Linked DNA regions of Homo sapiens: region 1 is linked to region 2. A link is a loop called in an ENCODE intact Hi-C map of the cell type or tissue named here. Cell type or tissue: PC-3. All regions are shown on one strand. Each heading gives the region's core, and the rest is flanking DNA. Links, peaks and the distances in the headings are about the cores only. Region 1 has its middle 22 kb from the start of MIR4444-2. Region 2 has its middle 79 kb from the start of MIR1324.

Region 1 (15,615 bases), core at 5,374-10,373, 360 kb before region 2:
AGTTACAAGATAAGTGAATGTTTAACTTAAAAGTTACCACCAAATTGTTTTCTGAAGTGACAGTTAAAATGTATACTACTTATCAGCAAACACTACTTTATTTTTTTCCTTAGAATGTATCTACAAATACTCTATTAGATATTAATGAACATTTGGAATTTTTTCCTAGATTTTTTGCTATTATGGACAATGGTGTTTTTAGCAGTTTTTCATATATGTTTTAGTATATGTGAAAGTATTTATCTGGGATATATACCTCAGAATAGAATTGCTGGGTCATAGGATATATGAATATTCAAATTAGAAAGTAATGCAACACCATTTTCCAAGGTGGCCAAATTTTCATTCCCTACTAGCAGCGTTTGCTTGCTTAATATTTTTTTGTTTCAATTTATGTCAAGTCAATAATCTATTCTAAGACTTCTTACTTTTTAAATTTTCTATCCATTTGTTAAAATGAAAGGTGCTGGAGGGGAGAAATCTTTTTTGTTTACCCTATCCCCACATTTAGAAAATTACCTAGTACCTAGTAGCCACTCAATAAATACTTGTTGAATGAATCAATGAGTGAGTCAAAATATGGAGCTTGTAGGAAGATTAAAGTAAGGGAAGATTATTAATTTTATTTTGAACACGTGCATAAAACATTAGGGACAAATTCACATGAAGTTTTCCAACAGGAAGCCTGACAGTACGGTGAGTTAGAAGCTCAGTAAATAGGTCAATATTTCTTTCATTATGTATTCTTAACCAACTCATCTCCCCATCAAAATTAGTTATAACTCCTCCATGTTTGCACCACATGGGCTAGTACATTTAATCATTTCATGGTTTTTATTTGTATCCTATCTCTTAGAATAATCAGAAATGTGTAGGCTTCTCTCCTATAAGCCCTCTGGTTGTGCAGATTTGGAGAGGTAATACAACATTATGATCAAGATTTGTGCCAACTCTTCAGCTAGTCTGTCTTGACTTAATTATTAATTCTATAATAACCAAGTTTCAGCAAGGAAGATAGGGTCACTACAAATACAGGAATAGGGATATAATATGGGAATCAGGACTTGTGTGATTTCTGAAAATGGCCACATTCTTGTCATCACTGTAACATGGCCCTGGATACTCTCTCACCTCCTTGGATACACCCGCCGATAGTGAGACTGGGCTTAGTCATGTGACTTGTTTTGGCCATTGGTACAATATCAAATGTGATGCAAGCAGATATTTGAAGTCTTTTTGAACAACGGAACTTGCCCTTTCTTGCTGCTTTTTGCAACCCTGCAACTGCCTTGCAAAGAAACCTAAGCTAGACTGGTGGGAGAAAGAACTTAGACACCCTGTTAGAGAGTCTTCCACCTGTGAGACCAGCCACCATCATCCAGCTGCCTGCCAATCCACTACCTGACTGCAGATGCATGAGGACACCCAGCAGTGATCAGTCACTCTGGCCCAGACCAGATGAACTTGAGCACTGCCTTCAAAGAATTGTGAGCTAAATAAAATGGTGTTTGTTTATGCTTGAGAGTGATGTGTTTTAAAGCAAAAGCTAACTGGTCCAAAGCTTACATGAATGGTCCAGAAACCAGAAGCAGTAGTTGGAAATTATAGAAACACACACTAGCAACTCTAGTCTGAAATACTGGAGTGTCTGGACAACCAGCACTCAAGGGAAATTTGTAAAAATCATTGCACCTGGCACCCAACTGGGTTTTGCTGGGTCTGTGAAGTCACCTTTTTAGAGGAAGCCACCAAACCAGACTGATGCAATCTCCCGAAAAAAGTGCATTTTATTTTCACCTAACATATCACATGTAACACTAGTTACCAAATTCTATCCTGAAATCATAGAAAGAAAAAGATTCTGTGAAACAGCCTCAGGCAAAAGTAGTAATGGTGCCGTGTTGACCCCACCCCCAAAAAACAAAATTCCAGCCCGCATATTTATTAGGGATGTGACCTTGAAGAAGTTACACTCTGAGTGTCAGTTTATAAAATGAATGCTATAGGACTTAATTTCACTGGATTATAAGAGTCGTATGAATAAATGAAGGTTTGGAAGACCGCCAAGCATCTGGCAAGCACACAATAAATGGTAACTATTATTATTGGCCTTTTGTATTCTTCTCCTCCAAATCCAGCACAATTCCTTGTACATACAAGATATTCATTACATTTTTTTAAAAAAGTAAATATATTCTCACTATCTCACCCTTTCTTGACGTGCCCACAAAAAAAAATCTCATGAATAATTTATTCTAGAATTTTGTTCCATTCAAGTGATCAAAAAGTGTTTACTTTTTCCTCTGGTACTTGGCACTGAGTCAGCTGAGACCAAGATCAGTCTATCCAATTTTTAGAATACATCTGTCCCACTTTCAAATGGTGAGTTTACTGATATTTAGGCTTGGGGTAATTGTCTTACATCCCATGATCTCTCAAAGACTAACAGGCCAAACTATTTCAAAATTCTCCTATTTGCAAATGTATTCATACTCTGAAATGTAGCCCAGGTAGGCCAGGGGGTTAAAATCCCCTAGAAGAGTGAGTTCTTTCTTCCACACTTCTCCTATTGATTCATTCTTCAATATGGTATGCAAGGCCTGTTTGATTGTCAGCACTGTATGTCTCCCGCTTCATCTGTTGCCACAAGCAATTCAGACTCTAGTTATAAATGTGCCATGTTCTCTTTCACATCTGGGTTTGTACACTTTCTGTTTTTGTGTTTCTGAGAAGTTCATAAGTTTTCTCTTCAATTGGCCAGCTCCCTTTCATCCTTCAAATCTTTAATTAGGCTAGCATGTCCTCTAGGAAGCTTTCTTTAGCCTTTCAACACTGAGTTCAGCATTCTGCCTCTCACTTTCGCCGTCTTCCACCCCCAAAGATGGTGAAAGCTATAAAGCCAGAAGCCAAGGTGGTACGATTCACTGTTACATCCCCTCTTCATAGGTACTCAGGCATCACAGAAGAAATGCCTGTGTTTAACCACTCACTACCATATATTAACTATTTGATCTTGCGCAAGTTACTTAACTTTTCTAAACCTCAGTTTCTTCCTCTGTATAATGGGAGAAGAATTGTTCTTACATTGTGTAGCCATTGTGAAGATTAAACAAGATGATTCATATAAAGGATTTAGAACAGTGCCTGGCACATAAAAGCACCCAATAAGTGGTAGTATTCAAAGAAACACAACCCCTTTTATGTACTAATGTTCCCCGGCCAAAGTGAGGGTCAGGCTACTCTTTCTCGTGGACCAATAATGAGATGCAGACGAACTGGGGAGGAAGAGAGTTCCTATTTCTGCAACTATATACAGGGGGAAGGCCTGGAAATTATCACCAGACCGACTGAAAATTACAAAGTTTTCTAGAGCTTATATACTTTCTAAGCTATACATTTAAGTGTGCATTTATCCAAAGATGTATAAATCTTTTAATCTGTAACTAAGGTCTGAGTCCTGAAGACTTTCCTCTGGAGCCTTAGTAAATTTACTTAGTCTAAATGGGTCCAGGTGCTGGGGTGATTACACTTATCTTGTCTCCTGCTAAATCACAGAGGTTTAGGGAGTTCCTTCAGACCCCTAATAAGCTTGTTTGTGGAGGCCTGGGGAGTTTCTTTAGACCCACAATAAAACTGGTTTAATCCTAAATGGTCCTATTAAGAATTATTTTGTTATTGTGTTATGCTTTAAAGCCCAGGAAAGTCCTAGCCAAAATTCTTGATGGGCTTTTTTTACATCCCAACCTTTGTGTAAGGACACTGGTTTTTAATATTTAACTTAACCTCTCAGTCAGTCCTGAAACAGTTGTTATGGAGGCTTGCATTAGTGAGACCTGACCTGCCACAGGAGGTGTTCAGAAAATCTTTAATATTATTGATGATCATAAATACCCTGGGGACTTGACCAGTTTTTTTAATCTAGATTTTCTCAAGATTCTATAAGTTCTATTTCTTTAAGGCGTCATTCCTTATGACCAAAAATAAAGTACATAGTAGGAGCTTGTTACTTCTGATTGCAAGACATACAAATGTTATTCAAAAAGTAAAAATTTTGGGGAGGCTGAGACAGGAGAATGGCTTGAACCTGGGGGAGCGGAGGTTTCAGTGAGCTGAGATCGCACCATTGCACTCCAGCCTGGTGACAGAGCGAGACTCTATCTCAAAAAAAGAAAAAAAGAAAAAGAAAAAGTAAAAATTTTAGTGTATGCGTAGCAGCATATAAAAGGAAAGCCAAATCCAATCCAAGGGTCTGTTTTGTAAGCAACATATACCCTATCTACATCTTCTGCTTTGCAAAATTATCCGCTTGCAAGATACTCTCTTCACACACAGTTCTCAGTAGCTAGATCACTTAATTATTTCCCCATCTTTAGGAAGCTCTTTTTTCCCACATGTTGTGCCGTACTTTCCTCTTCTTGTCAGTTTGACTACTGCTGCTAGTACCTGCTATGCCTCTGGTTCCATGTTACTGTCAAATCGCCAGCCACATTTCCTTCTGGGAAGCTTGGCCCCCAGAATTCTCCTCCTTTTGAAATGACTGCTACAATCATCCCTCATGCATCTTTTATGCACTTACCTCAAGGATCCCAGATATACCCATGCCAATAACTACGAGCGTACTAAATTGGACACATGCCTTTCTTTTTGCCTCAAGGAGACCTTGTTGGATATCATTTCTTAGTTCTCCAGAGGGCAGCAAATAGATGCCCCCAAAACTACCAGGAACTTATGGCTCCTCTCTCTTTTTTTGTTGTTGTCTTTTATTCCTGCCTGTGCAACTGCAGCTGGAGCTCCCTGAGAAGCTAAAATGCACCGAGCTCCATGGGTTAACATCTAGCCGCAGTGTAATTCCCCTGCTTTGTATTGAGGAGGGTGGAATGCGCTTGAACAGCTATTATGGTGAATTCTGTGTGGAGTCCATCAGAGACAGATAATGCTTCCTTAACAGCTTTCAGACAGCATAGATTTGTACCAGTCTTCATGTGTATGTTGAATTCCCTTGCCAGAGTCTCAGAATAGTGAAAGGGGTCAAATTTGACATTTAAATTAATATTTTATACCTCTATTATGTAAAGGAATTCATTTCTTGGGTTCATTAAGATTTAATATTTATATCATTTTAGAGTAACTTTTTTTCTAAATTAAGTGACGTAATACTAACTAAGATTTTCAAAAGACAATAAAATGGGTAAATTCTTAGTTCAGATAATGTTTTCTCTTCTGCTTTTGTAATTTTCATGAATTTACGTATTATGTGCTAATTGAGGGCAAGCTATTAATCAAAAGAGGTTGAGCCTCTTTAAAAAAGAAAGAAAAGGAATTCTCTCGCTATGGTGTCATGCAAATCTGGTGTAAAATATTCATTTAAGCAAAAACAATGTAATGGCATAGTAAGGTCTCCACTCCACCTCCAAGACTAACATTAAAGAAAAGTGACTCAAAGGAATTAACAAATTGTTGAGCTTATCTTTAGCAGAGGGGCAATGATGGAAACTAAATTAGAGAGGAAAATATTGAGTAGTGAGGAATATAAACCACATATTTGAGACATGGAAGGACAAATAGAAGAAGGAGACATAGTAAAGGAGATGGTGAGGTGCTGAGATAAATGAAAAGCTTTGATGGGGATAGACAAATCTGTGTGTTTTTGCAAAAAAGAAGTAAGAGGACTGAAAAAGACATTGCAGATTTTCCAGAAAATTCAGGTTAACAAGAATAGATTGGTTAGCCCTAGAAAGAAATGATATTTTGCTCACCTTGAGTCAGTTTGACTGGAGGAATAAGGGGGTCTGTATTAGTCTGTTCTCACACTGCTATAAAGAAATACCTGAGACTGGACAATTTATAAAGAAAAGAAGTTTTATTGGCTTATGGTTCCACAGGCTGTACAGGAAGTATGATTCTGGCATCTGCTCGGCTTCTGGGGAGGCCTCAGGAAATGTACAATCACGGCAAAAGGCGAAGGGGAAGCACATACATCACATGGCCAGAGTAGGAGCAAGAGAGAGAGGCAGAAGATGCTGCACTTTTAAACAACTAGATCTCACGAGAACTCACTCACTGTGGTGAGGACAGTATCACAGGCTGCACCTTCAACATTGGGGATTACAATTTGGCATGAGATTTGGGTGGGGATCCAAACCGTTCAGGGTCCCTGTCTCAGAGGTCATGAAATTCAGCTAAGTTCTGTGCTTTCCAGGCCACCTGTCTAGAGGCTTTGGACAGGCTGCTTAAAAAACTTGAGAACCCTGAGTACCATCTCTCCAAGACTAGTTCAAGAACAAGCCCACTGACGACTTCAACATCATTTGTCATCTCTCAACTTGCACATTGCCAACAATATTCTGATCCTAGAAGTGACAAAAATATTGTGGCTAACACTTTTTTATGCCTTCTGCTCTAAAGATTCTCCTCTCATTGTCCTCCTGGGAAGATACTGTAATTGATATGTAAACAATGTGGAAGGAAATGTATTTCTAGAATGACCTTGTTTTCTAGAAAGCCAACATTGCTACTTTGCCAAATTTCTCCTATATGAAAGGTAAAGACAAAATTGTCTCAAGGGATTGTGAGAAACAGCAAGTACTTCAAAAGAATGTTACAATTAAAAAAAAAAAAATGAAGGACGCCGCCTTGAGTCAGCTTTGGAAAATATGCTAAAAGCACTTTCTTCAAGTAGTACAAAAATGGTTGGTTTGTGAGACTGTTTCAATGGGATTTCAGTTTTAATACTGACTAAATCTTTTAGTGCAGAATTGGAAGAGAAAATGTCCTCGCATTAATCTACCACAGTAAGTGCCTTTTATTTAGGTAAAGGAGAGCTGAATGATTAGATGACAACATAAATACCAGCAGTGATAGCCAAAAAATATAGATACCTTCAACAACCCCAGGGGCAAGTGACCTACTGTTTAATATAGAGGACTCCAAAGAATGTTTATTTCTGTCATCTAATGTCACACAATTAAAATCTTACTGATGAAATACTCAACAGCGAATTTTATTAATAATTGAGTTTTTTTCAAAAAACCCTTAGGATTTAATTTTGATTCTCAGAACTTTATTTTATGATGATGATATTTGTTTTAATCTCATACTTGGTTCAATACTGATTTTATTATTTGCCCTTTTGGTATTTGGCAAACTGTGTATTTAGTGTGGTTTTAATGTTTTTCCATAGTTCTCGGGAGTTCAGGGAAAGGCCTCACTTTTTCAGCAGTATAAACAGCTTATTTCCCTAACCAATCCATTCATGTAGACAAGTGCAATTAAAAATTCCTTGTGATCCATTATTTTGGAGTGGGGAAGGGCTGCAGTACTAAGCCCCAGTTCTTCTCAGATTCTCCTTATCTATCTCCAAGATTTCAAAACAGGATACTATCATTTTTCCACCTCATATCACTATGGATGGGAAACACTTAAATATTTACAGCCTCATTTGACCACTGATATTTAATGAACCAATTTTGTTTTTGTCTTCCCCAATTCCAGAATCCAAGTTCAAGGGGAAAAGTCAAGGACTAGAATCACAGGTCATAGCATCATTCAGTTAAGCAGGGTAAGCAGAGTTCCAGCTATTCTCTGGGGCTGTCTTTTTTCACATATTTTCTCTGTTCTTTGTTTAGCCTTTTCCTGTGGATTGCTCCCTCAGATGTGGGGGCTCACTCCTAATTGGCATATTCACATTCAAGTGTAACAAGTTAGAAGTGGGGACCTAATTTTTCTTGGTTCCACTGCTTGATTTGGCTAAATGAGGCTATCTTCGGTAACATTAAAATAAAATAAATATCTAGTAATGAATCTGACATTTTATCCTCATCCTCGTGTCACTTATTTATTTATTGCCTCTCAGCTCCAAATCCATCTTTTTGCCTGCTCTGTGAAATGGATCTGAGCCCTTTATTTTTCTTTGCCAACTGACACAATGTTAAGGCTTGTCAGTAGAGGGCGCCAGAGAGACACAGCAGGATTTTGTTTCCTGATATTGGTGATGGTTCACCAGCTTCTGCAGCACTTGTAGCTTCTTTGGTGCCCCCCAACTATGATGCGTGGTGGTAAGCGGCATCCACCAGCCCCTCTGTCTCTGCTTCTAGTGGGTTTATACTGGAGTGTCTCCAATGAGACTCATTCCTGAGAACAGATTTCACTGCCAACCTAGTGGAAGAATGTCTGGCAAATTCCAGAAGAAGGCAGGTTTCAGCAAGTTCTGCCAGCCCCTCTTTCATTCAGTGAGCCACAGCTCTCTCTCCCGCAGGTCTGGATCCCAGCCGTGTGTGGCGAGTGGTGGGGTAGGGGAGCTGCTTTCCTGTGGCTGCTCTATCTCAGCCCAAGGGTTGGCAGCTGCTCCTTCTATCTGCTACCCTTATATTGTTGAGCGTTATTTTCACTTCCTAGTAGCCAGTCCCTTATTACTTAAATTTCTCATTTAGTAAATAATTCTTGTCCAAATTACTCTTTCTCTTTACCTTTGAATCCACACCGATGCAATCTTCTAGTCAAACACTGTTTTCTAAACCTAATGACCTTAAAACTAAATTCCCTCTGTTTGAGGAAAGAACTGAAATTGTATTTTCCACTGCTCTCATGCCACACTCAACAACAGCAACTAACACAGACAGAAGACTTCTGGGACCAAATGTGTGTTGGGGGGGTTTTGCCCCACCACCAAGCAAGCAATTCATTCTGCAGCAGACACCAGTTGGGTCCTACAATTTCATCTTGACACTCTCTACCTGGAGATAGCATCAGATCCCACGGGTTGAGGGCTCAGTCCCACAAGACTGCCCCCCTTCAGAAACTAGTCACAGGTTTGGCCTCCAGAACTTCTGACCAACCAGCTTCAAGTTGGGGTTCCCACGACAGGCTCTCTGGTTAATTTGCTGGAGTGGCTCACAGAATTCAGGGAAACACCTATGTTTACCAGTTTATTATAAAGAATATTACAAAGGAAACAGATGAAGGGATGCATAGAGCAAGCTATGGGGGAAGGAACATGGAGTTTCCCAGCCCTCTCTGGGTATGCCACCCTCCAGGAACCGCCATGTGTCTAATTATATGAAAGTTTCTGAGCCCTATCCTTTTAGGGCTTTTAGGGAGGACTTACTACCTAGGCATGATTGATTAAACCACTGGCTATTGGCCCCTTTCTTCCCAGAAGGTTGGGGACCCTGCCTTTGTCTTTCTGGTGACCAGTCCCCATCTCAAAGCTGAGGGGCTGCTGGCCATCCATCCATCATTGGCATACAAAAAGATATCACTTTGGAGATTCCAAGGATTTCAGGAGTTGTGTGCCAAGAAACAGGGATGAAGACCCTGTAGATATTTCACAATATCAAGCCCTCTTTTCTCGTCTGCCTGAAAGAATGACATATTTACTTTTATGCACCACATTCATGAGAACAATTGCTACTGGGGAGGGAAGAGGAAAAAAATGGAAGCAAAATGGAAAAGTTCTGTTTACCTTTTATATTTTAATTATTTTATTAATAAGTACTTGCAACAATACTTCTGCAACTGCTAATGAAAACCAATTACAACAAAATTACTCTTCCACTTTAAATAACTACAAAACTGGAAAGAGATATACGAAACACTGATTTTAGGTGCCAGACTACAGCCAGCGCGTGACTATGGTGATTGAAAGAAGAAAATCAAATGAGATATGACTGACCCAGCTTATTGCCTGGAGGAAATTATTCAAGCCACAGTGTAGGGAGGGGAACAAATTCTGGCAATCTTATTTGGCTGAGAGGAGAGAGAGCTGAGTTTGGATAAGAAAAATCTGCACAGGGAGAGAGAGCTCTGGGGATTTGCACACAGAGTCCCCTTGAGTTTTTGGCTGGAAACTAATCTGTGTATGAGTAGGATGACATTTCCCCAAACCGAGGAAAGAACAACTGGAAAACCTTAGGCTGAACAATTCACAAAGCTCACAAAGGGCTGGGAATATTTGCATTTCCACCAGTCAAAACAGAAAGACCTTGTAATAGACAGAAAAATTGATAAAGTTTTCTAAAGGGATACACCTTAGTAGCAAGGCAAAATCAGTCCCAGATTAAAGTGTGCTCTGGACCTGCCATAATGTGCCTTGAATGAAAGCTTCAAAAGGATCATAAGGTTAATCCACAAGTAGTTACTTCTGTGGAAAGACAAAATCCAATACCAAAAGACAAAAGACAACACAAAATTAACACTATTCAATATTAAACTAAAAATTACCAGACATGCAAAGGAGCAGTCTGCAAAAATAGACCCAAATGATGGTGTTGTACCCAAAAACCTTGAGACAGTTATTGTAAATCTAAAGGTATATTCAGAGATTTGAAAAATAAGATAACTACAATGAAAAGAGAAATACAGACATTACAAAGGCCAAAATGAACTTCTAGAAATGAATGGTTCAATATTAAAAATTTGGAAATCACACTGGATGTGATTATCAGAAGGATAGACACCAAGAAAGAAAAGATAAGTGGCCTTCAAGGTCTAGCAATTGAAAATATCCAAAATAAAACACTGAGAAAAAGGAGTGAACAAAAAAAAAGATGCAGAACTTCAGGAAGCTGTAGGGTAATGTCAGTCTTTCTAATAAATGTGTCATTAGAGACCCCAAAATAGGGAAGTCAGTTGAAAGGAAAGACAAGAAAAAATAATAGTACAAATGAGACAGAGTAGAGAAGGGACTTGGCCCCACCCTTTACTAATATATTTCTTTTCCTTTTCTTTCTTTTTCCATTTCCTGACTGATGACCATTGGACCTTGAAGAAACTAAGATAAGCAGTGTTCCATCATAAGTCTTACTCAGGGAAAGTAACTTTATCATCTGCAGTGCACAAGACCAGAAGAATGACCGATCTTTACCCCTCACCTCATTATAACACTAAAACCTCTGCCAAGGGGGTTCTTATCTGCCATTTTCTGCTCATGTGATGTATGTGTTAGCATGATCCCTTACTACACCTGAGCATCCTGCACTCCACCCCATACATGTAGTGATGCTCACCTACTTCTTGAATTATTAATGTCACCTCCTTAAGACACTGCAATGCACTCCCCTCTGGGAGCCGGCTGGAGAAATTTTGCTCCAGTACTGTCTCCCTTGTGTTCCAGCATAACCCCCTAATAAAGCTTTGTCTGGGAAACTTGCTTGGCTTCATGTCAACTTCTATTATATGAGAGCCTAAGGACCTATGAACACTAACAAAAATATTCTCAGATCTAATGAAAACAAAAATCACAGTTGGAAGAATTTTAACAAACCCAAGTAGAGGAAAGGTAAAGAACAGAACAATAATATGCATAAGAATCTATGAAAGGAAAATAGATCTTGGGGCCCTAAAATCACTAAGCTACAGGGAATAGTCGAGCTGGGAACTGCTTAGGGCAAACCTGCCTCCCATTCTATTCAAAGTCATCCCTCTGCTCACTGAGACAAATGCATATATGATTTGCCTCCTTTGGAAAGGCTAATCAGAAACTCAAAAGAATACAACCATTTGTCTCTTATCTACCCATCGCCTGGAAGCCCCTCCCTATTTCACGTTGTTCTGCCTTGACTTTGAGTTGTACTGCCTTTCCCGACCAAACCAATGTTCATCTTTCGTATAATGATTGATGTCTCATGTCATCCTAAAATGTATAAAGCCAAGTTGTGATCAGACCCCCATGGGCACATGCCATCAGGACTTCCAGAAGCTGTGTCATGGGCACGCATCCTTAACTTTGGCAAAATAAACGTCCTAAACTGAGAACTGTCTCAGATATTTGAGGTTCAAAAATTAAACTGCTAAAAGCAAGTGATTAAAAAAGAAACATTTTTTAAAAGCAGCCGAAGGGAAAAAAGACAAAGACAAAAAGAAAAACAAAAATAAGAATGACAGAAGACTTCTCATCAGAAACTATGCAAGCCAGAAAATAATAAAGAGGCACTTTTAAAAAATGAGGGAAAGAAAGAGACGTTAATCTAGAGTTTTTTAAATAGTTAATGTATATTTTTAAAATGAAAACAATATAAAGACATTTTCAGTTAAACAAAAGCTAAGAAGTTTCATCACTAGCAGATCTGCACTATCAGAGCTGTTAAAGGATTTTTTTCAGGCAGAACGAAAATGATAACATGAAATATTTGATTGTCACAAGGGACGAAAGAGTAAGAGTGTCAAAATTGGTAGTTGTGTCAGTATTAGATGTTTATGGTTTATATAATTTACTCTCACTCTTTAACCAAACTTTCACTGAAAACATACACAATACCTTGAAAACAGAATTCACTGAAGATTCATTCAACTCAATATACACAAACTCAATTTTTACTGTTGTCCAACAGCACTTTTTTGATTATTATATGATTTCTGAGATTACTTCCTATAGCACAGTTTCTAGAAATTAAGAAACCTGTTTTGCCTTTTTCTATTATCTTCACATCCCTTCAGCCATCATGGGGGAATTTGAAAATAAGAAGGGTATCTAAAAGTTTTAGAACTAATAAACAACATGTGGTATATCCAGAAATTTAAAGGAACAAATTACTGACACATGCAACTACATGGATTATTACCCCCAAAAGCATAATGCTAAGTAAAATAAGTCAGAAACAAAAGACTTCATAATGCATAATATATAATCCACTTACATAAAATTTTAGAAACAGGCAAAACTATAGCAAAAGAAAACTACATTCATCTATGCCATGTAGTGTTTGCGTAGCAGATTAATGGAACGAAACAGAGAGTCCAAAATAGATCCACACATACATGGTCAACTGATTTTCAGCAACATTGTTAAGAAAATTCATCAAATAAAAGGTAGTCCATCTACAAATATTGCTAGAAAAATTGGATATACATATAGGACAAAATGAACTTAGACTTTTGTGTCATTTCACATATAAAAATTAGTAAGAAATGAATAGTAGGCCTAAACATAAAAGCTTACTCTTAAATTATGAAAGGTCACACAAAGAGTTTTAGATATGGCACAAAAAGAATGAATCATAGAATAAGCCTATGGATAATTTGAGAGTTCATCGAAATTAAAAACTTTTGCTCTTTGAAAGACATTTCTAACAAAATGAAAGAGCAAGCCAGGGACTGGGAGAAGCTACTTAGAAAAATATCTCTGATAAAAGGTTTGTATACAGAATGTACAAAGAACTCTTACAACTCTATATCAAGAAGAAAAGCAGCATGATAAAAATATTGAGCAAGAGATAAAACAAGATATGTGAATAGGAAATAAACGCATGAAAAAAGGCTCAATGTCCTTGATCTTCAGAAATACGAAGATGAAAACTTGGAAGAGTTGCTACTACATATTCATTTTCATGACTTAGATGTAAAAGATTGACCATACCAAGTGTTGTGAAGGATATGAAGCCCTTGTACCTTCCAGATATTGCTGCTGGGAGTGTAAAATTTTACAACTACTTTGGAAAACAGTTTGGCATTTTCTTAAATTGTTAACTATACACTTGCCATATGACCCAACAACCCAATCATTTGTATTTACCTTAGAGAAGTGGAACCTATATCTACCCAATGACTTACACGCAAATATCTTTAGCAGCTTTATTTATAATAGACAGAAATGGAAAACAACAACAATTAAGCAGGAAACTGTATAAGCACTTTGATGGAACTATCTTATTTCAGTAATAGTACCTACAAAAGAGGTATGGAAGTTTAGGAAGATCCAGTAACTTGCTCAAAGCCATAGATGAAATTGGCAAAGGCAAGATTCCTACTCATCTCTGTTTTCCCTTAACTACTTATTTTACGAAGCCGACACTAACAGGTGAGTGCAAGTTTTCTGCTAAGTGCTTTTGAAACATTGTCTTATTTAATCCCCACTAAAGTCTTCCGGGCATTATTAGCTCAATTTGTAGATTAGGAAACTGAGATTTAGATGTCAGTTAACCTGACTAAAGTTTTACAGATAAAAAGAAGTGAAGGAATCTGATATTCAAGTATTTGAACCCAGATATGTGTGATCCAAAAACCTGTGTCCTTATACATTGATTTCTTCTACTACAGTGTATGCTTCTTATGATAGTCAGTTATATACAGCAACTTCACTGGGCCTCAGAGCACCCAGATATTTGGTAAAACATAATTGTGGGTGTGTCTATGAGGGTGTTTTTGGATGAGGTTAACATTTGAATGGGTAAACTGAGTAAAACAGATCACCCTCCCTAGTGTAGATGAGCCTTATCCTCTGTTGGAGTCGTGAATAGAACAAAAAGCCTGAGTGAGGGAGAATTCTCTTTCTCTGCCTGACTGCCTTAGAGCTGAGACATTGGTCTTCTGCTTCCTGCCTCTGACTCGAACTTGAACTTACATCATCAGCTTTCTTAGTTTTCAGGTCTTAAGAATGGAACTGGAACTATACCCACTGGCTCTCCTGGATCTTAGCCTGCGGAATACAGATCCTGGGACTTCTCAGTCTCCATAATCTCATGAGCCAATCTCATAATAATTTATAAATTATAATAATATTTTTTTGAGACAGAGCCTCCATCTGTTGCCCAGGCTGTAGTGCTGTGGTGCCATCAGGGCTCATTGCATCCTTGACTTCCAGGCTCAAACGATCTTCCCACCTCAGCCTCTTGAATAGCTCGGACTACAGGCATGCGCCGCTGCAGCCGGGTAATTTACTTTTATTTTTATATTTTGTAGAGACAGGATTCTCCCTGTATTGTCTTGGGCTCAAGCAATCCTCCAGCCTCAGCCTCCCGAAGTGCTGGGGTTACAGGTGTGAGCCACCATGCCTGGCCAATAACTTATTTTTTATAATTTTTATAATAATGAATAATAAGGTAAATATAGATAAATTTATATCATAGTAGTAGGATATATTACATAGATGTATGTATTTATATAATAGGATATATTACAGTATATAATACAAAATATATATACAATATATAGTATACAAAATAATATGTTATATATTATATATTACATATACATAATAATATGTAATGTACACTATATATTATATAATACATAACATATTATATATAATATATGTTATATTAGGTTGGTGCAAAAGTAATTACAGTTTTCCCATTACTTTTAATAAATATGTACATAAAAATAGGATTCTGTTACTTCTATATAATACATAGGACATATATACATACATATATATATGTATATATAAAATGGGATTCTGTTTATGTTTATCTGGAAAACCTTGACTAATACCCTTCCTAAGGATGAATTTCTTCATAAGAAAAGAATACCCTTATTGAAGCCCACTTGTGCCAGGTAATGCAGTACAGCTGTGAATGAGCAGCTCCATCCTAAGGAATTATGGAACATCTCATTAGATTTTCAATGCACGGATCATGGTATAAGTGTACTAGGAGACCTCGAAAAAAAGAAACTGATGGATTCTGTTTTTATCAATCATCTAATAAAGTAAAAATGTAAATAATAAAGCAACGAATTGAATAAGCTGAGATAAAGAATTAGGAAAGCAACTATCTTGGAGATGTCACAATAGAATAATCACAAATTGACAGGATTTAGAATCTTTTGGTCCTCTTGAGTCTACTTAAGAATTTATATCCCAAGTGTCATAAAAGTACTCCGATCCTTGAATGGAAACATGCA
Region 2 (15,615 bases), core at 5,788-10,787:
ATTTTTGAATATGAAAATATGGCACATCTCCACGGAAGACATATAAGTGGCCAATAAGCACATGAAAAGATGCTTAATGAAATTCATCATCAGGGAAACAGAAATCAAAACCACAATGCAATACCACGTCATACCCATAAGCATGGCTAGAATCAAAGATAGAGAAAATTGGTCTGGTGCAGTGCCTAATGCCTGTAATCCCTGCACTTCGGGAGACCGAGGCAGGTGGATCACCTGAGGCCAGGAGTTTGAGACCAGCCTGGCCAACATGGTGAAACCCTGTCTCTACTAAAAAAATACACAAATTAGCCAGGCATGATAGCAGGTGCCTATAATCCCAGCTACTCGGGAGGCTGAGGCAGGAGAGTAACTTGAATCTGGGAGGCAGAGGTTGCAGTGAGCTGAGATTGTGCCACTGCACTCCAGCCTGGGCGACAGAGCAAGACTTTGTCTCAAAAAAAAAAAAAAAATACAGAAAATAACAAGTGTTGGTGAGGATGCAGAGAAACTAGAACCTTCATACACTGCTGGAAGGAATTAAAATGGTGTAGCCACTGTGAGAAACACTTTAACAACTTCCCAAACAATTCTACATAGAGTTACCAAATGACGCAGCAATTGTGCTCCTAGGTATAGGTCCAACTTGGGCTCTTTTAATCTGTGGAAAATGAACTGTGGGTACTTGGCAAGAACAAAGAGGGAAAGAGGCAGAAATGGTGCTATGAGGGCACATTGATTGGACTCTAGTACACACGGTTCCTACTGCAAATGGTCTCTAAATGACTTCATCAGTTGCTCATAAAAAAAATCACCCTCTGCTCCAATCATGGAGGAAGAAGTATGGATTGGACCTGGTGAGCCACGGTAAGACTGACTGCTAAACTTTATGAATGATGAGGGGATTTGCACGTATAATCTTGACTGTACTAGATTTTTTATTTTATCCACTGTCTTTGAAAACCTAACTCTTGACTAAGAACTGACTTTCCTGAAGTTGTTGTTGACTCTAAGTAAATTTCCAATTCCACATAGCCCAAAGATAATGTGATGAAAAATCTCTCAAAGGAAAAATGCTAAGAATACAGGAACAGTTATACGGCAAATTTTGCAGAATTAACACAAATTGTACTTGTAGGTACGAAGCACAAAACATTTTCATGGGTAAAGAAAAGAGTGCTCTTCACTCTAGTAGAGGCTGCAGGATGAAGCTGATCAAGGTGCTTGCCCAGCCAGGCCTTGGGCTCTTACCAAGTTTGTGTTAGAGTCAACTCTGATGGAGTCTCTATCCCAGTCATCTTTTTTTTTGACATGGAATCTCGCTCTGTCTCCCAGGCTGGAATGCAGCGGTGTGATCTCAGCTCACTGCAACATCTGCCTCCTGGGTTCAAGCAATTCTCCTGCCTCAGCTTCCCAAGTAGCTGGGACTACATGTGCATGCCACCATGCCTGGCTAAGTTTTGTATTTTTAGTAGAGACATTTCATCACGTTGGCCAGGCTGTGCTCAAACTCCTGCCCTCAAGTGATCCGCCTGCCTTGGCCTCCCAAAGTGCTGGGATTACAGGCATGAGCCACCATGCCCAACCTCAGTCATCTTTTTATCCTCCACACCTGGCAAGTTCTAGACTCACTGTGGTTCCATACAAGTTTGTTGAATAAATAGGAGACAGATAGAAAGTGGGAACTCTGGAAGTAGAGAAGATTCCAGAAATTGTGCATATTTCCCAGAGACTGTGGCCAAATTCCTCAGTCCTGCCAGAGTTTCTCTATCTCAACTCAAACCTTATGAGTGGTCCCAGGCGCAGTGGCTCACACCTGTAATCCCAACACTTTAGGAGGCTGAGGTGGGCAGATCACTTGAGGCCAGGAGTTTGAGACCAGCCTGGCCAACGTGGTGAAACCCTGTCTCTACTAAAAATACAGAAATTAGCCAGGCATGGTGGTGTGCATCTGTAGTCCCAGCTACTCGGGGGGCTGAGGCACAAGCATTGCTTGAACCCAGGAGGCAGAGGTTGCAGTGAGTCACAATTATGCCACTGTACTCTAGCCTGGGCAATAAAGCAAGACTGTCTCAAAAGAAAAAAAAAACCCTTATGTGTGGGCCTTGTTACAGAATTAATGTTTATATGGACAATATGTACATGGGTGTATGTTAAGAGCATGAGTCATCCACAAGATTTTAGCAAAGTCCATTTAGAAATCTCAATGCTTTGGGCTTCCAATTGCTTTGCTGCCTCTGTCCTCAGAAGGAGGCCTCATCCTTGCATGTAACCAGCAAATCCTTTATGCAGAGGTGTACACAACACAGTCCTCTCCTTGGCTATGACACCTTGAAAGGCTCCTCTTGGTGGCCCCTGGTGCTCATTTCAGAGTAGTTCAAATTAAGGTGATCAGCTTTCATTCCAATCACTCTACAAATCACTCCTATTATGACCAATTTTTCTAAATGCTTTATTGAATTATTACTTAAAGAAATGTGCACACAGAAGAGGTCAACACAGTACTTTTCTTAAAAACCAAACATACTGCCCAGAAGCAGTGGCTCATGCCTGTCATCCCAGCACTTGGGGAGGCCAAGGTGAGCAGATTGCTTGAGCCCAGGAGCTCGAGACCAGCCTGGGCAACGTAGTGAGACCCCCCTCTCTACAAAAAATAAATAAATACAAAAATTAGGCAACAGTGATGGCACATGCCTGTAGTTCCAGCTACTCAGGAGGGCTGAGGTGGGAGGACTGCTTGAGCCCAGGAGGCAGAGGCAGCAGTGAGCCATGATGGTGCCACTGTGCTCCAGCCTGGGTGACAGAGCAAGATCCTGCCTCAAAACAACAACAACAACAACAACAACAACAACAAACCTGAACATCTCCATATTACCGACACCCAATTCAAGAAACAAAATATTGCAGCCCCTTCCAGGATATTCCTGGGGTCTCTTCCATCTCTACTAACCCCTGACTACAAACAGCCTCCACCTATTTCACCTGACATTGTACTTTATGAAAGCAGCAGTTCTCAGATGGGGCTATTTTGCCCTATGGGGACATTAGGCAATATCTGGAGACGCTGGGGTTTGTCTCTACTTGGGGGGAGTTGTGTTACTGCATCCAGTGAGTCCAGGGATCCAGGGATGCCGCTCAACATCCTAAAATGCACAGGGAACCCCCACACATAGAACAGAGAAATTGCTGAGCCAAAATGTCAGCAGTGTCACAGCTGACACCCTGACATACACACAATCACACACTGTCTGCTCTTTCGTGCTCAGGATCTCTTTCATTCTAATCATCTCATAGGAAACAGAAATGTCATCTGGAGGTAGGTAGAGTCCAAAACAAAGAAGATCCAGAGTTTTTTTTTTTTTTTAATCAGCCTGGTGTCTTTAGAGCTAGGATTTAGTTTCCATTCTTTCTGTCTCATTTTCAAGTGATTTTTCTTCAAATGGCATCTGCTGGGCTCAAGACCTGGAGATCCCCACAAAGCTGAGATTCACATGGGAATTTTTTACACACCCACACAGGTATACACTGCCATTTACATGCAGACATCCACCCACAGATACACACATCCGGAGACCAAGACAGAAAGCAAACTCCACCATAAAAGCACGGTTCCCCAAACACGAGAAATGCACCATTCACTCCAGGGAGGTACCTATTTGTTTAATTCAGCCTCTGATAGTCAGGCTGTTGCCAAGCCCATCTCTGAAAGTCTTCCCCTCTAGGAAAGAGAGATGGATTTTTTCTTTACTCAAGAATATAGATCTAAAAAAAACAAACACTTCTGCATCTCAAAGCAGGCTCTACCTCCTGAGCTACACATATCGATCAGCATTTTATTGCCAATTTTCTTTTATTTGAACTGGAGAAAATTATAACCTAATTATGTTCTTACTGACACTTTGGAATCAGTTACACTAAATCCAATTCTTTGGGTTCTCATGATTAATTTGTTGAATTTGGGGGACAACAAAGCAAAATCATTGGTCGTGTTTTAATATAATTAGTACAGGATATATCTAAGGGGTTCAAGTATCACTGTAGCAAGAAGCTCATTCTGCAGTAAAAGGGGGATTCTGCCACTAGGATTGAGTGAGGGTGGTTCATGGCTGCACCGTTTCATCAATGTCTCTTCAAGAGTCCATGGAATGTGGAATGGGAAAGACTGAAATAGTCCAAGTTTTGGCTAAGCTTCTATTAAGGGGTGTTAGGAGCTGATAAAATAACCTGGTCTTTATAGACATCCACACTATAGTTCTCTAAGCTACAGATTCTCAGATTTTTCTATTTTATAAACCAGTAAAAATATTTTTTTAATTTGAGAACCAACATAAGGTTGCAATTTTTTTTTCTTTTTGGTAAGAAGGAACTTTTTTAAACTACCAGTTTCACACACACACACACACACACACACACACACACACACACACACACACACACAAATTCCACCATGATTGGTCAGAATAGGTGAGGTTTTGCTGCAATAACAAACAACTCCTAAATCTTGGTAACTTCAAACATCAGAAGTTGTTTTTCTCAGTCATGTTACATCTGCAGGGAGGTAAGGGGTGCTCTGTTTTCCATCAAACTTGCCCTAAGACTAAGGCTAATGGGGGTTGCATTACCTCGAGTATCACCAAGCAGGGAACAGAGGGAGAAGAATGCTAGAGAGTCTTGTACTAAGAATTAAATGCCCTAGGCTAGAAGTCTCACACTACACCTCTGCCCCCAGCCTCTTGGCCAGAACTAGCCACAACCCCTCCCCCACCACAGGGCAATGCATGCAGACAGGAGAATTGGATACATTACAAATTTCTACCCCATGGCATTTCATAAAAGGGAAAAAAATGCAAATACAAAAATGTTTTAAAAGAATAGAATATATACATTTTTAGAATACAGAACAATCCTCCAAAAAGGACAGCTGGTGGTCTTTCACCAATGGGCACATTTCTGTGACATTTTCTCTGTTTTTCCATTTTATCCTTGACCTATGAACATTTTATACAGATGGTCCAAAGAACACCATTTGGGGACCACTGCTCTAATCAGGTGATGAAAATGGCCCCAAGAACAGAGCACACTTTCTTTAGCAAAGACCCAGCAGGGCCAGGGTGACCATGTTCTCACCATCAATGTGCAGACATCCACCTGCAGCATCCTCACATCCCAACATCAAACAGTGGCTCTTTATAGCTTGATTCTAATGCCCTTTGATCTTCATAATCACTGTAAAGCTCTCTGGCCCCAAGATCTAACATCGCCACTCTAGCTACATCCCGCAACTGTTCACCTCTCCTGCCTCCTCATCCCTCTAAACTTCTCTTCACAACCTCATGTTTCCTTCTTGCTTTACCTTCCTGCTCAGCCTGGACCTTACAGTCACCTTCTTCTTGTAATGTGCTCCTAAACTCGTTCTTCCCTGCTTTCAACCACACCCACCTGGAAAATCTCCATACCCCATTGATGACTTGCCTCGCAACTGCCTAAGGGCTGCTGAATGATACTGGAGAGAATCACATCATGGATCTTGTAGTTCCACTAAATAATCTCACCATCCAACTCTAGGATAGACTTCACTTCTGTTCAGCAATATTTTTAAGCATCACAAATAAATTCCAAACCATATTTGCTATAACAATTGACTTTTAACCTCTTCCATATCTCAAAGCCCCCCAAACCCATCCCTAGGGGTTTCAGAGCCCAGAGTTGAGTTCTCTCAACTCACTTCCATCTCACCCCTAGATCACTGTATCTTGACCCTCTTCCTCTGCCTTTCCCATCTTATAAGGAGAAACATCCTTCTCCTTTCCCAAGCTACCTTCTCCACTTGTGTCTCATTTGAGACCTCCCTTTATCACCCATTCCCTTGGAACTCCCATGACTCACCACCTTCACTTGTCATTTCACTCATAAATATTTTTCACGATGTATGTGCCAGGCGTTTAATATATAATCATGCTTAAGTCTCCACATGCTAACAAGAAAAACCTTGATTATCCCTGCTATGCCCTCAAGTCATTACCCTCCCCGCTCCTTTCCTGTGTTCCCAAACTTTGTTGATCTTCATCAATCCCTCTGATGCAGATGGCTCCGAAGTTTGCACCCTATTAGGTTGGTGCAAAAGTAATTGTGGATTTTGCCATTAAAAGTAATGGCAATCATAGCAATTATTTTTGTACCAGCCTAGTATCTTTTCTCCTTCTACCAAACTTTGTCCCTGAGCCATCTCATCACCTATAACTACCTCCTCCATGCAGTTGATTCCCAGATCTGTATTATTCTACTGAAAGTCCATTACCAAACTTTCTCAGCTAGAATAACAGAAGCCCAGTTAGAATTCATGATACCATTTTCCCACCACCACCACCACCACAACCATCGCCCTGTCATTGTTAGCAAAACCATCTCTTCAGTGGAGCTCAAAGATTTGTAATCTCCCACTCCCCAGAAAGATAACTTCAGACTCAGCCTAGAAGTAAGGATCCTCCAGATATGGCCTCAATGACCCTCCAACCCATGTCCCCAGTGCATCCCTTTGATGCCCCCTTCAGTGGAGTCAAAATGGAGTGAGTGTTTTTCTTTTCACATACTCCTGGTGTTCTTCCACGAATACAATTTTCACCTCTTGAATATTTTCAAGGATTCTCCATGCTACACACAGTGAAATCCAAACTCCCCATCAGGACCCCAGTCTTCCCAAAACCTCTTTGCACTTTTCTGCCTCCACACTTTTCCTTGGGTCATCCTCTTCTCTAATATAACCTTGTGTATTACTCTAGGTTCTCCAGAGAAAGAGCAGAGAGATAGAGGTAGAGCTATACACATAGAGACAGATTGATTTGTTGTAAGGGATGGCTCACATGGTTATGGAGGCTAAGGAGTCCTGGAGTCTGCAGCCAGCAAGCTGGAGACCCAGGACAGCCAATGATATAGTTCCAACTCGAGTCCACATCTAAAGTCAGGAAAAGATTGATGTCCCAGCTCAAATATAATCAGGAAAAAAGAGCAAATTCTCTGTGACTCCACCTTTTTGTTTTGTTCAGGCCTTCAGTGGATTGGATGAGGCTCACCCATATTGGGGAGGACAATCTGCTTTATTCAGTCTACCAATTAAATGTTATCTTCATCCAGAATACCTCAGAGACACACCCAGACTAATGTGTAGCCAAATATCTGGGCACCCCACAACCCAGTCAAATTGATACATAACATTAACCATCATGTCTTGCTTCTACTCTCTCCCCATTACTGCATGTCCAAATCCTTCTCTTATTTCAAGGCTTAGTTCAAATGTCACCTCTTAACTAAGCCTTCCCTGCTAACCCCAAATATTAATAGAATTGGTTTCTCCCTTCTCTGATATCTCAAAATACTTTGTGTGTTTCTCTTTTACTGTATTTATTACAAACTCCCTTATAAATTGAGACAGTGATTCCCAGACAAATTATCAAAAGAGTATAAAAGAAGCCTTCTTTGAGTGTGAAATATCTCATGGAATTTAGCACATGGCCTCTTCATGAAGAAACTACTGGGAGAGAAGAAGACAAGCTGGAAGAGGCCAGGGAAAGGGGGTTAGTACAAGGGAGGTTAGTACAAAACTTTTCTTCGTCTCTCATCCTACCCGACTAGAAATACCCACAGGGGTGGAGGGGCAGGCCACCCCTTCATCTGGCGCCCAATGTGGGGCCTTTCTCTAGGGTAAAGGTACGATAAGAACATGAGCATTGAGGACAGCCGACAAGAGATTCCCGAGTACGTCCACAGTCAGCCTTGCAGTAAGCTTGTGCGCTCGGAGGAATCCAGGGTAACAATGGGGCAAACTGAAAGTAAATATGCCTCTTATCTCAGCTTCATCAAAATTCTCTTAAGAAGAGGGGGAGTTAAAGCTTCTACAGAAAATTTAGTTACGCTATTTCAAACAGTAGAACAATTCTGCCCATGGTTTCCAGAACAGGGAACTTTAGATTTAAAAGATTGGGAAAAAATTGGCAAAGGACTAAAACAAGCAACTCGGGAAGGTAAAATCATCCCACTTACAGTATGGAATGATTGGGCCATTACTAAAGCAACTTTAGAACCATTTCAAATAGAAGAAGATAGCATTTCAGTCTTTGATGCCCCTGAAAGCTGTGTAATAGATTGTGAAGAAGAGGCAGGAACAGAGTTTAAGAAAGGAATGGAAAGTCCACATTGTAAAAATGCAGTACAGCCTGTAATAGCTCAGTCAATGCAAAATGTTGACTATAATCAGTTACAGGAAGCAATATATCCTGAAACATCAAAATTGGGGAAAGGAGGTCCAGAATTATTTGGGCCATCAGAGTTTAGACCATGATGGCCACCATCTCCTTCTCCCGCGGTTCAGATACCTGTGACATCACAATCTCAAATGCTAATCCAGGCACAGTATCCACAATAGCAGGCAGTAGAAAATAAAACCCAACCATCGGTAGTTTATCAACACCAGCCGCCAGCCGAATTTCAGTATCGGCCGTCTCCAGAGGTTCAGTATGGATCTCAGGTGGTGCGTCCTGTGCTAAATAGCAAGACACTATATCAACAACCCACGGCGATGGCGTTTGATCCTACAGCACCACCTAGTGGACAAGATGGTGCACTGCATGAGACCATTGCTACAGCCAGAAAACAGGGAGATCTTGAGGCATGGCAGTATCCGGTAATTTTACAACCCATACCGGCCAGAAAAGGGAGTCAAACAGGAGCATCTGTCTGAACTGAGGCTAGATATGAATCTTTCACCATGAAAATGTTAAAAAATTTAAAGGAAGGATTTAAACAATATGGACCCAACTGTCCTTATATGAGAACATTATTAGATTCCATTGCTCATGGAAATAGACTTATTCCTTAAGATTGGGAAATTTTGGTTAAATCTTCCCTCTCACCCTCTCAGTATCTACAGTTTAAAACCTGGTGGATTGATGGGGTACAAGAACAGGTATGGAAAAATCAGGCTATTAATCCTGTTGGTTATATAGATGCAGATCAGTTGCTAGGAACAGGTCCAAATTGGGTCACTATTAACCAACAATCAGTAATGCAGAATGAGGCTATTGAACAACTAAGGGCTATTTACCTCAGGGCCTGGGAGAAGATTCAGGACCCAGGAACCTCCTGCCCTTCTTTTAGTTCAATCAGACAAGGCTCTAAAGAGCCATATCCAGACTTTGTGGCAAGGTTGCAAGATGCAGCTCAAAAATGCATTGCAGATAATAACGCCCGAAAAGTTATTGTAGAAATAATGGCTTATCAAAATGCAAATCCAGAATGTCAATCGGCTATAAAGCCATTAAAAGAAAAGGTTTCAGCAGGAGTTGATGTAATTACAGAATATGTGAAGGCTTGTGATGGGATTGGAAGAGCTATGCATAAAGCAATGTTAATGGCTCAAGCAATTACAGGGGTTGCTTTAGGAGGACAAGTTAAAACATTTGGGGGGAAACTGTTATAACTGTGGTCAAATCGGTCATCTAAAAAATTGTCCAGGCTTAAATAAACAGAGCAAAAAAAAGGAGGCACCTGGCCTGTGTCCAAGATGTGGAAAAGGAAAACGTTGGGCTAAGGAATGTTGTTCTAAATTTGATAAAAATGGACAACCATTGTCGGGAAACGGGAAGAGGGGCCAGCCCCAGGCCCCACAACAAAGTGGGGCATTCCCGATTCAGCCATTTGTTCCTCAGGGTTTTCAGGGACAACAACCCCCACAGTAAATACCACCATTTCAGGAAATCAGCCAATTACAACAATACAAGAGTTATCCCCCGCCACAGCAGGCAGTGCTGCAGTAGATTTATGTTCACTCAGATTATTTCTTTACTCCCTGGAGAGCCTCCGCAAAAGATTCCTACAGGGGTATATGGCCCGCTGCCAGAAGGGATGGTAGGCCTTATTTTAGGAAGATCAAGTCTAAATTTAAAGGGAGTCCAAATTCATACTGGGGTAATTGATTCAGATTATAAAGGGGAAATTCAGTTAGTGATCAGCTCTACTGTTCCCTGGAGTGCCAATCCAGGTGAGAGAATTGCTCAATTACTGCTCTTGCCTTATATTAAAATTGGAGATAGCAAAACAGAAAGAACAGAAGGGTTTGGAAGTACCAACCCTGCTGGAAAAGCTGTTTATTGGGCTAGTCAGCTCTCAGAGAATAGACCCTTGTGTACAGTTACTATTCAGGGAAAGCAGTTTGAAGGATTAGTGGATACTGGGGCTGATGTTTTTATCATTGCCTTAAATCAATGGCCAAAAAATTGGCCTAAACAAAAGCCCGTTGCAGGACTTGTTGGTGTGGGCACTGCCTCAGAAGTGTATCAAAGTGCCAAAATTTTACATTGTCTGGGACCTGATAATCAAGAGAGTACAGTTCAGCCTATGATTACTTCTATTCCAATTAATTTATGGGGCCGAGACATATTAGAACAGTGGCATTCAGAGATTACTATTCCAGTCTCCCTATACAGCGCCACTAGTCAAAAAATTATGACTAAAATGGGATATCTCCCTGGCAAAGGACTAGGGAAAAATGGAGAAGGCATTAAAGTTCCAATTGAGGCTAAAGAAAATACAGAAAAAAAGGGATTAGAGTATCCTTTTCAGGAGTGGCCACTGTAGAGCCTCCAAAACCCATTCCATTAACTTGGAAAATAGAAAAGCCTGTATGGGTAAATCAGTGGCCACTACCAAAACAAAAGCTGGAGGCTTTACACTTATTGGCAAAGGAACAATTAGAAAAGGGACATATTGAGCCATCATTTTCGCCTTGGAATTCTCCTGTGTTTGTAATTCAGAAAAAATCATGCAGATGGCACATGCTAACTGATTTAAGAGCCGTTAATGCAGTAATTCAATCCATGGGGCCTCTCCAACCTGGGCTGCCCTCTCCAGCCATGATTCCCAAAGATTGGCCTTTAATTATAATTGATCTGAAGGATTGCTTTTTTACCACTCCTCTGGCAAAACAGGATTTTGAAAAATTTGATTTTACTATACCAGCTATAAATAATAAAGAACCAGCCACCAGATTTCAGTGGAAGGTGTTGCCTCAGGGAATGGTTAATAGTCCAACTATTTGTCAGACTTTTGTAGCTCAAGTTCTTCAACCAGTTAGAGACAAGTTTTCAGACTGTTATATCATTCATTGTGTTGATGATATTTTGTGTGCTGCAGAAACAAGAGACAAATTAATTGACTGTTACACATTTCTGCAAGCAGACGTTGCAAACGCAGGCCTGACAATAGCATCTACTAAGATTCAGACCTCCACTCCTTTTCATTATTTGAGAATGCAAGTAGAGGAAAGAAACATTAAACCACAAAAAGTAGAAATAAGAAAAGACACATTAAGAACATTAAATGGCTTTCAAAAATTGATAGGAGATATTAATTGGATTCGGCCAACTTTAGGCATCCCTACTTATGCCATGTCAAACTTGTTCTCTATCTTGAGAGGGGATCCAGACTTGAATAGTAAAAGAATATTAACCCCAGAGGCAAATAAAAAAATTAAATTAGTTGAAGAAAAAAAATCAGTCAGCACAAGTAAATAGAATAGATCACTCAGCCCCACTCCAACTTTTAATTTTTGTTACTGCACATTCTCCAACAGGCATTATTGTTCAAGATACAGATCTTGTAGAGTGGTCATTCCTTCCTCACAGTACAATTAAGACTTTTACATTGTACTTAGATCAAATGGCTACATTTGATCAGGCAAGATTACGAATTCGTAATCAGGCAAGTTTACGAATTCGTAATCAGGCAAGATTACGAATAGTAAAATTGTGTGGAAGTGACCCAGATAAAATCATTGTTCCTTTAAATAAGGAACAGGTTAGACAAGCCTTTATCAATTCTGGTGCATGGCAGATTGGTCTTGCTGATTTTGTGGAAATTACTGATAATCATTACACAAAAGCAAAAATCTTCCAGTTTTTAAAATTGACTACTTGGATTTTACCTAAAATTACCAGACATAAACCTTTAGAAAATCTTCTGACAGTGTTTACTGATGGTTCCAGCAATGGAAAAGAGGCTTACACTGGACCAAAAGAACGAGTCATTGAAACTCAATATCACTTAGCTCAAAGAGCAGAATTGGTTGCTGTCATTTCAGTGTTACAAGATTTTAATCAGCCTATTAACATTGTTTCGGATTCTACATATGTAGTACAGGCTACCAAGGATATTGAGACAGCTCTAATCAAATATAGTATGGATGATCAGTTAAATCAGCTGTTTAAATTGTTACAACAAACTGTGAAAAAAGAAAGTTCTCATTTTATATTAGTCACATTCGAGCACATACTAATTTACCAGGGCCTTTAACTAAGGCAAATGAACAAGCTGATTTGCTAGTATCATCTGCCTTCATGGAAGCACAAGAACTTCATATCCTGACTCATGTAAATGTAACAGGATTAAAAAACAAATTTGATATCACATGGAAACAAGCAAAAAATATTGTACAACATTGTGCTCAGTGTCAAGTCTTACACCTGCCCACTCAAGAGGCAGGAGTTAATCCCAGAGGTTTATGTCCTGATGCACTATGGCAAATGGATGTTACACATGTACCTTCATTTGGAAAATTGTCATTTGTCCATGTAACATTGATACTTATTCACATTTCATATGGGCAACCTGTCAGACAGGAGAAAGTACTTCCCATGTTAAAAGACATTTATTATCTTGTTTTGCAGTCATGGGAGTTCCAAAAAAAATTAAAACAGATAATGGGCCAGGATATTGTAGTAAAGCATTTCAAAAATTTTTAAATCCATGGAAAATTGCACATACAACAGGAATCCCTTATAATTCCCAAGGACAGGCCATAGTTGAAAGAACTAATAGAACACTCAAAGCTCAATTGGTTAAACAAAAAAAGGAAAAAGACAGTAAACAGTATAACACTCCTCAGATGCAACTTAATATAGCACTCTGTACTTTAAATTTTTTAAATATATATAGAAATCAAACCACTACTCCTGCAGAATAACATTTTACCGGTAAAAAGAACAGCCCACATGAGGAAAAACTGATTTGGTGGGAAAATAACAAAAATAAAACATGGGAAATAGGTAGAGTGATAACATGGGGGAGAGGTTTTACTTGTGTTTCACCAGGAGAAAATCAGCTTCCTGTTTGGGTACCCACTAGACATTTGAAGTTCTACAATGAACCCATCAGAGATACAAAGGAAGGCGCCTCTGCAGAGACAAAAAACCCACAATCGAACATCATCGACTCGCAGGATGAATAAAATGGTAATATCAGAAAAACAGATGAAATTGCCATCCACCAAAAAGGTGGAGCTGCCGACCTGGGCCCAGCTAAAGAAGCTGACACAGTTAGCTAAAAAAAGCCTGGAAAACACAAGGGTAACACAAACTCCAGAGAATATGCTGCTTGCAGCTTTAATGATTGTATCAACAGTGGTAAGTCTCCCTACGTCTGTGGGAGCCGCTAGAGCTAACTATACTTACTGGGCCTATGTGCCTTTCCCACCCTTAATTCGGGCAGTCACTTGGATAGATAATCCTATTGAAATATATGTTAATAACAGTGTATGGGTACCAGGCCCCACAGATAACCGTGGCCCTGCCCAACCTGAAGAAGAAGGAATGATGATAAACATTTCCATTGGGTATCATTATCCTCCTATTTGCTTGGGAAAAGCACCAGGATGCTTAATGCCTACTATCCAAAATTGGTTGGTAGAAGTACCTACTGTCAGTGGCACCAGTAAATTTACTTATCATGTGATAAGTGGAATGTCACTCGGGTCACAAATAAATAATTTACAAAATTCTTCCTATCAAAGATCATTAAAATTTAGGCCTAAAGGGAAACCATGCCCCGAGGAAATTCCAAAAGAATCAAAAGACCCAAAAGTCTTAGTTTAGGAAGAATGTGTGGCTGATACTGCAGTGGTACTACAAAACAATAAGTTTGGAACTATTATAGACTGGGCCCCTCGAGGCCAGTTATATTATGATTGTATGGGCCAGACCCACTCGTGTTCACAGGCTCTATCTGTCTGGCCCCCTAATCCAGCCTATAATAGTGATTTAACTAAAAAACTAGACCAAGTTTATAGAAGGCTAGAATGACCCTATCCATGGAAATGGGGTGAAATGGGGATTTCATCACCCCGACCAAAGTTAGTTAGTCCTGTTGTTGTTCCTGAACACCCAGAATTATAGAAGCTTACTGTGGCCTCATACCACACTAGAATTTGGTCTGAAAATCAAGTTATGGGAACAAAAAATCATAAGCCATATTATACTCTTAACCTAAATTCCAATCTGACAATTCCTTTGCAAAGTTGTGTAAAACCCCCTTATATGCTAGTTGTAGGAAACATAGTTATTAAACCAGATTCCCAAACTATAACCTGTGAAAATTGTAGATTGTTTACTTGCATTGATTCAACTTTTGATTGGCAGCATCGTATTCTGTTAGTAAGGGCAAGAAAAGGTGTGTGGATCCCTGTGTCCATGGACCGACCGTGGGAAGCTTCTCCATCTGTACACATCTTAACAAAAGTATTAAAAGGAGTTCTAACCAGATCTAAAAAATTCATTTTTACTTTGATTGCAGTGATTATAGGTCTTATTGCAGTCACAGCTACTGCTGTGGCTGCTGGAATTGCTTTACACTCCTCTGTTCAAACTGCAGAATATGTGAATAAATGGCAAAAGAATTCCTCAAAAGTGTGGAATTCTCAGACTCAAATAGATCAAAAATTGACAAATCAAATTAATGATCTTAGACAAACTGTTATTTGAATGGGAGATAGGCTCATGAGCTTGGAATATCTTTTTCAGTTACAGTGTGACTGGAATATGTCAGATTTTTGTATTACACCTCAAGTCTATAACGAATCTGAACATCACTGGGACATGGTTAGACACCATCTACAGGGAAAAGAAGATAATCTTACCTTAGATATTTCTAGATTGAAAAAACAAATTTTTAAAACATCAAAAGCCCAGTTAAATCTGGTGCCAGAAACTAAGGCAATGGTAAAAGTTGTTAATAGCCTCACAAATCTTAAGCCTGTCACTTGGATTAAAACTATTGGAAATTCCACTATTGCAAATTTTGCATTAATCCTTGTATGTCTGTCCTCTCTATTGTTAGTCTACAGGTGTATCCAGCAGCTACGGAGAAACAGCGACCAGCGAGAACGGGCCATGATGACGATGGCGGTGTTGTCAAAAAGAAAAGGGGGAAATGTAGAGAAAAGAAAGAGGGATCAGACTGTCACTGTGTCTATGCAGAAAGGAAAGACATAAGAGACTCCATTTTGAAAAAGACCTGTACTTTAAACAGTTGCTTTGCTGAGATGTTGTTGATTTGTAGCTTTGCCCCAGCCACTTTGACCCAGGCACTTTGGCCCAACTTGGAGCTCACAAAAACATGTGTTGTATAAAATCAAGGTTTAAGGGACCTAGGGCTGGGTAGGACGTGCCTTGTTAACAAAATACTTACAAGCAGTATACTTGGTAAAGGTCATTGCCATTCTCTAGTCTCAATAAACCAGGGGCACAATGCACTGTGGAAAGCTGCAGGGACCTCTGCCCTTGAAAGCAGTGTATT

What was found. Peaks named below come from ENCODE experiments on the same cell type or tissue, not always from the same donor. Only the 100,000 strongest peaks of a DNase experiment are listed, where the experiment ranks them.
Region 1: it touches region 2 in a loop (25-fold over the local background); 6 of 110 quality-filtered maps call a loop at or near these places.

What each region holds. Positions count from the first base shown.
Region 1 is chr3:75,184,304-75,199,918 of GRCh38, forward strand. No RefSeq gene overlaps it. Among named protein-coding and RNA genes, the nearest start is that of MIR4444-2, 22 kb to the right of the region's middle. In PC-3, for the core only: CTCF peaks have their summits at 7,958 (motif pointing right) and 8,158; no DNase peak of the experiment used is centred there.
Region 2 is chr3:75,543,719-75,559,333 of GRCh38, forward strand. No RefSeq gene overlaps it. Among named protein-coding and RNA genes, the nearest start is that of MIR1324, 79 kb to the right of the region's middle. In PC-3, for the core only: CTCF peaks have their summits at 8,583 (motif pointing left) and 8,788; a DNase peak (open chromatin) is centred at 8,593.